Linked DNA regions of Mus musculus: region 1 is linked to region 2. A link is a loop called in an ENCODE intact Hi-C map of the cell type or tissue named here. Cell type or tissue: gastrocnemius. All regions are shown on one strand. Each heading gives the region's core, and the rest is flanking DNA. Links, peaks and the distances in the headings are about the cores only. Region 1 has its middle 20 kb from the start of Efhd1. Region 2 overlaps Gigyf2 (GRB10 interacting GYF protein 2).

Region 1 (2,808 bases), core at 148-2,647, 120 kb before region 2:
GAAAAAAGAAAAGCTATGGAGACAGGAAAGAGATGAGTAGTCGCTGGAGATTGTCAGGGTGGGAATAGGTGGAACATTCTGTAGACACAGCATGATAGGTTCCAATTGTCAACACATTGCAGAGTGCACACAAACAGCAAAGCCTAATGGAAGCTAGGAACTCTCAGCAATGAGGACATCAGCTCACGTTGTTCATCACGTCCAGCAGGCGCGCCTCCGCAATGCTGGATACAGTGGGAGCCTGGGGCAGTGCGGGTCCAGAACTGTGCGCTTCACTCCTGTTCCACCTATAAACCTAAATGTGCCCCTTTGTAAAAAGTACAGGTAGGAAGGGAGTGTCTGCTAACAGTCCCTGAGGGCTAAACTGTTAAATACTTTACCCTGCGCGTGTTTGTAAGTGCGAGAGAATGTTTGCTAGTGTGGAGGTGAGGAGCTTTTGGGAGTCAGTTCTCTCTTCCCACTGTGGGTTCTTGGGACTGAACGGCTTCTCTGCACAGGTGCCAGGTACTTTGCCTGTAAGCTACCTTGCTGCCCCAAAACATTTATTTTAATACATTAAGTGTGGGAAAGTGGGGCTGGAGAGGTGGCTCAGCGGTTAAGAGCACTGACTCCTCTTCCAGAGGTCCTGAGTTCAAATCCCAGCAACCACATGGTGGCTCCCAACCATCTGTAATGGGATCTGATGCCCTTTATGGTGTGTAGACAGCAACAGTATTCATATACATAAAATAAATAAATACATCTTTTTTTTTAAGTGTGAGAAAGTGAAGCAAATACAAACACAAAACATTATCCAAGAGGCAGCTTCTGGGCTCAGTGGGTAAAAATGCCAGGCCTGACAGTTTGAGTTTGATTCCCAAAACCCACATGGTGGAAGAAGACCATCTTATGTAAGTTGCCCTGTGACATCCACATATGCTCTGTAACATTAATTAATTAACTAATTAGTTCAAAAAACTTCAAAATCAGTCTTTAGTAGTTAGAGAGATGGCTCCGTGTTTAAAAGCTCTGGTTGATCTTCCAGAAGACCAGGATTTGGTTCCCAGCACCTATATGGTGGATCACAGCCATCTATAACTCCAGTTCCAGGCAATTTATTGGCCTCCTCTGTCTCCTAGGGTACCAGGCATGCACTTGGTAGACAGACAGACAGAACATGCATCACAAATCTTTAAAATGTTTTAAATCAGTTTTTTTAAAATACTGTTTCATGTTAGCCTAGTCAAGGAAATTCTTCACAGATGTGCCCGAAGGCCTGTCTCCCGGGTGAGTCCCTGACAACTTTTAACCGTCGCTATGACCAGATGGTAGTGAAGTCATCCAGGGACCATGCTAGCTTTTCTAATCGTTGTCATGGCTCCAGTATGAATCCTTTCTGTGTGAACAAAGACCGAGCCATCAAAGGGTCAGATACTCGGTGACACAGATCCCGAGTCCTGCGGCCACAGATGGAAAGAAGCCCTTAAGGTGTATGCCACAAAAATGCCCCCTTGCTTCACTGTGCTTGTTTCTTGAGCTGAGAGTAGCTGTTCCAAGAGTGTTTAAAGCCTACACTAAGGTCTAGACAGTGTTGTACACCTGCTAGACAGTGGTGACAGTGGGACCATTCTGAGGGCCTGCTTTCTGTGGTTTTGTCTTGCACTTTTAAAAAATATTTATTTGTAGGTTGAGTTCAATAGTGCATAGATTTAATCCTAGCACCCAGAAGGCAGAGGCAGGTGGATCTTGTGAGTTTGAGGCCAGCCAGTTCTCCGTATCACATCCAAGACAGCCAGAGCTGCATAATAAACTCTCCCATAAAGCAAACATTCATAGGTGTGCACCCCTGACCACACATGTAGAAGCCAGAGGCCCATGCTGTGTGTCTTCTTTAGTTACTCCCACTTTTATTATCATCAGCATTAATTGACAGGGTCTCTTTGTAACCCTGGATGTCCTGGAACACTATGTAGACAAGGCTGTCCTTGAACGCTCGGTGATCCTCCTGCTTCAACATCCCAGCTCCTGGGAGGAGAGAAGACCTTGGCAACAAGGGTCACGAGCAAGGGAAGACCAACTGTAGTGTTCACAGGAGTGGAGAAGTGCTCGAGTTCCCAGTGGCCAGAGTCAGTCTTGATTTAACTGCAGAGATGGGGGCCAGTTCCTGGTGCCACACCTTGAAAGTGAGGTGACGTTAGCCAAGAAGAGAAGGCCTTGCCTGGCCTGTTCTTCAAGGCTTGAATACAAGTCTTCAAAAGACTAGAGAAGTTTCCAATTGAGAGTTCAGCTTGCCATAAAAGCTCCGATGCTCTTTAAAGGCACATGGCATAGTCCACCTGCCAAAACCATAAATTTCACAGTGTTTGGTACCCAATAAAAATTCCTTGACATAGGAGGAGGAAGCAGAGAATGCCTTAGTCTGAAGAACAGACACTATAAATAGGCTCAACAAGGGCAAAGACTCCAAATTTCCATTTTAAATGAGTTTCCAACTAACATTCCCTAGTGAAGATTGGAACTAAAATCCCTCTTTTTGTCTCCTTGCTGTTGCCCCCTTCCTGTTCCCACCTAGCAGTGAGCTGTGGCCAGTGGCCCCCAAGAGTAGATCAGCCCTGCAAAGTGACCTTATCTTACCACACCAGGCCCCTTTGCCATTTCCAGTGTCACCTCCAGAAAGTCCTCCCTGGCCTCCTGTGAAACGTTCTTGCTGCCTTGTTTTTTGTTTTGTTTTGTTTTTCCTTCCTTGCCATTTATTTATTTATTTATTTATTTATTTATTTATTTTTTTAGATTTATTTATTTATTATATGTCAGTACACTGTAGCTGTC
Region 2 (2,808 bases), core at 129-2,628:
AAAAAAGTCTCAGGTCTTTGCTTACAAAAGGGAGCAACCCCTTCCCTCCCACTCACCCAGCACTTTCATTTATATCTTTGTTAAAATAGTTAATATCTCTTTTTTTCAATTCGATTGTCTTAAGAAAGAACCAATTTCTCTATTAAAGACTGTTATTTCTCAGTTTTGGTCAGTCCACCAGAGTTATTAGTTAGGCAGTCCTCAAACTTTCCTTGAAAGAAGGTTTTCAGGCTTGATTGGCAAAGGTAGGTAGGGGCAAGAGAATATAATCACGAGGCTGCTAGATTACTGTCCATACTCAGTGAAAAAAAGAGAAGTTCTGTCAGGTGGCCCTCTAAAAAAGGGCTAAAGGGATGATGAGTGAGCTGCTAGCCAAAGGAGCTGTGTTTTAGAAGAGAATATTAAGATTTGTTAAAAAAAAACAAACAAAACCCAATTGACAAGTGCCTGTTATGGTAGGCCCCAACCTCCCTCCCCAGCCTTTCTAGCTTGGAGTTACATTCAGCTTCTCTTTAATATATTTGCAAGTTAACCTTTGCTGTCCTTAGTGTCTTTCCTTTTCTCTTTTCCTGATAAAGGTTCAGAACAATATTTAAGTAATTCTGACTGAAGAAGGGGCATGCTAAAAGACAAGAATGCAAAAGATTGCAGATTTAAGACATAAACTTAAAGACATTTGTCTTTACTGTAATGTGAAGTGTGGGAGAGGTGAGCCTGGAGGCACACTTCTCTGTGACTTGGCATTTTATATGGCCATTGTGCTCCAACAAAGACCCATCTCTTTGGTCCCTATCTCTTATTACATATGGTAGGACTGGACTCTTGAAAGGTGGGAGGTAAAGTCCATAGGATTTAGAACCATTGTCTTGGTTTTTGTTTTTTGTTTTTGCAGTGTTAAAGCACTTTGTAGAATAATACAGTGGTAAGATAAGCCAGGTTGTATTGGGTTTTGAAATTATAAGGAAATAATGAAGCGGGGATTCATATTTGTAGAATGAAAGATGAATAGTTCAGAGCTACAAGTAAGGTGCTATACTAAAAAGTCACTGCTATATGTATATTTAAAGACTAAGGAAGAACGTAGGAGATGAGATTCTAGAAAAGAGGATCGAATGGCAGTGGTTAGAAGTCATGGTGCGCGTTGGGGAGGGGTATTCTCATGCGCTTAGCTTTTCCATGTATCTGAGTCGGGAGCCCTGGGAATTGACTTTGAGTCAGATCACACTGCTTATTCCAGCTCGATAAACCACCTTTTTTTCTCCCCTTTTCTTTTTAAAATTGCTTTAATCTCTTCACAGATACTGTAGAGGGAGCTCTGATAGTGTTACTTTTAGTGAATATGGTGCCTGTAAGAAGTTCTTGGTCCTTTTTGGGAAGTCATTGGGGTTCATAGGAAGGGACAGGGTAGTTAAATGAATTGGGAAACTTGATATGAGGAGCTTTTTTAGAATTAGGGATCTTAGGTTATGAGGGAGTCTCCAGGATTTTCACATGAATTAGCTTTGGTGTGCCCTCTGGTGTTAGAAACTACTGGGAAGAATATTGTCTTAGTATGATGTGGAAGATAATAAAATTAATTTCTAATATTTTAAAGTTAGTGTCTGGCAAATAAATTGGCTATTCAAAAGAAAAATTGGAATCTCATTAGTATAACATAGTCATTTAAATCAGAAATCCTGGGCTTGAATCTTAGTTCTGTGTGACTGCTCAGATGTAATAGTCTCAGTCCCTCTCTCTCCCTCCCTCCCTCCCTAAACCCCCCTCCCTCTCTGGCCTTTTTTTTTTTTTTTTTTTTTTTTCCCCAGTACTGGGGACAGAATCTCTGTATGCTTAGCCAAAGCCCTGTCATTACATTTCATACTTCTCTTTTGTATTGAGGTTCTTACAAAGCTTAAGTTAGAGCAAATATCCCAACATATATACATTTCCCAGCTTTTGTTCTTAGAGAGGCAACCTGCCTAACTTTTTCAGGGCAGTCCAAGTGCACGTTTATGGAGATTGAGGAGTGCACACAGAGACCAGAGGTCAACATTGAAGTTGTTCTTTGCACTTTAGCTAGCTTGCTTGCTTGCTTATTTACTTACTCTTTTTCTCTTCTCTTCTCTTCTCTTCTCTTCTCTTCTCTTCTCTTCTCTTCTCTTCTCTTCTCTTCTCTTCTCTTCTCTTCTCTTCTCTTCTTTCTCCTTCCCTCCCTCCCACCCTCCCCCTCCCCTCCCACCCTCCCCCTCCCCTCCCACCCTCCCCCTCCCTTCCCCTCCCCTCCCCTCCCCTCCCCTCCCCTCCCCTCCCCTCCCCTCCCCTCCCCTCTCCTCTCTTTTCTTTCTGATTCTCTCATTGAACTTGAAATTTGACCGAATAGATTGGCTGCCCAGTAAGACAGCTTCTACTTTCTCCACCCTTCTGTGTCCACCTCTCTGAGCTGTGAATGTAAACATCTGCCATCACACCTGTCTTTTTAAAAATTGGGTGTGTGGGAATCTGAACGCATGACCTAGTAAGTGCTTTGCCCACTGAGCTATCCCCAGCAGACAGAGCCCAACTCTTTGTTTGTTTGTTTGTTTGTTTTTTCTGAGACAGGGTTTCTCTGTGTAGCCCTGGCTGTCTTGGAACTCAATCTGTAGACCAGGCTGGCCTCAAACTCAGAAATCCGCCTGCTTCTGCCTTCCAAGTGCTGGGATTAAAGGCGTGCGTCACCACGCCCAGTCAGAGCCCAACTCTTAAGATTCTGATGGGAAGCAATTTCTTGAAGATCTTTGTTTTTTGGTTGGCTTACTCTTTTGTGGAGTGTTTTTCTGTCTTTAGTATGTT

What was found. Hi-C counts contacts between places; a loop is a spot of excess contacts. Peaks named below come from ENCODE experiments on the same cell type or tissue, not always from the same donor. Only the 100,000 strongest peaks of a DNase experiment are listed, where the experiment ranks them.
Region 1: it touches region 2 in a loop (2.8-fold over the local background); 10 of 42 quality-filtered maps call a loop at or near these places.

What each region holds. Positions count from the first base shown.
Region 1 is chr1:87,243,038-87,245,845 of GRCm38, forward strand. No RefSeq gene overlaps it. Among named protein-coding and RNA genes, the nearest start is that of Efhd1, 20 kb to the right of the region's middle. In gastrocnemius, for the core only: no CTCF peak of the experiment used is centred there; a DNase peak (open chromatin) is centred at 1,362.
Region 2 is chr1:87,358,479-87,361,286 of GRCm38, forward strand. The region is part of intron 3 of Gigyf2 (GRB10 interacting GYF protein 2); the gene reads left to right. Among named protein-coding and RNA genes, the nearest start is that of Gm22549, 18 kb to the left of the region's middle. In gastrocnemius, for the core only: a CTCF peak has its summit at 1,514 (motif pointing left); no DNase peak of the experiment used is centred there.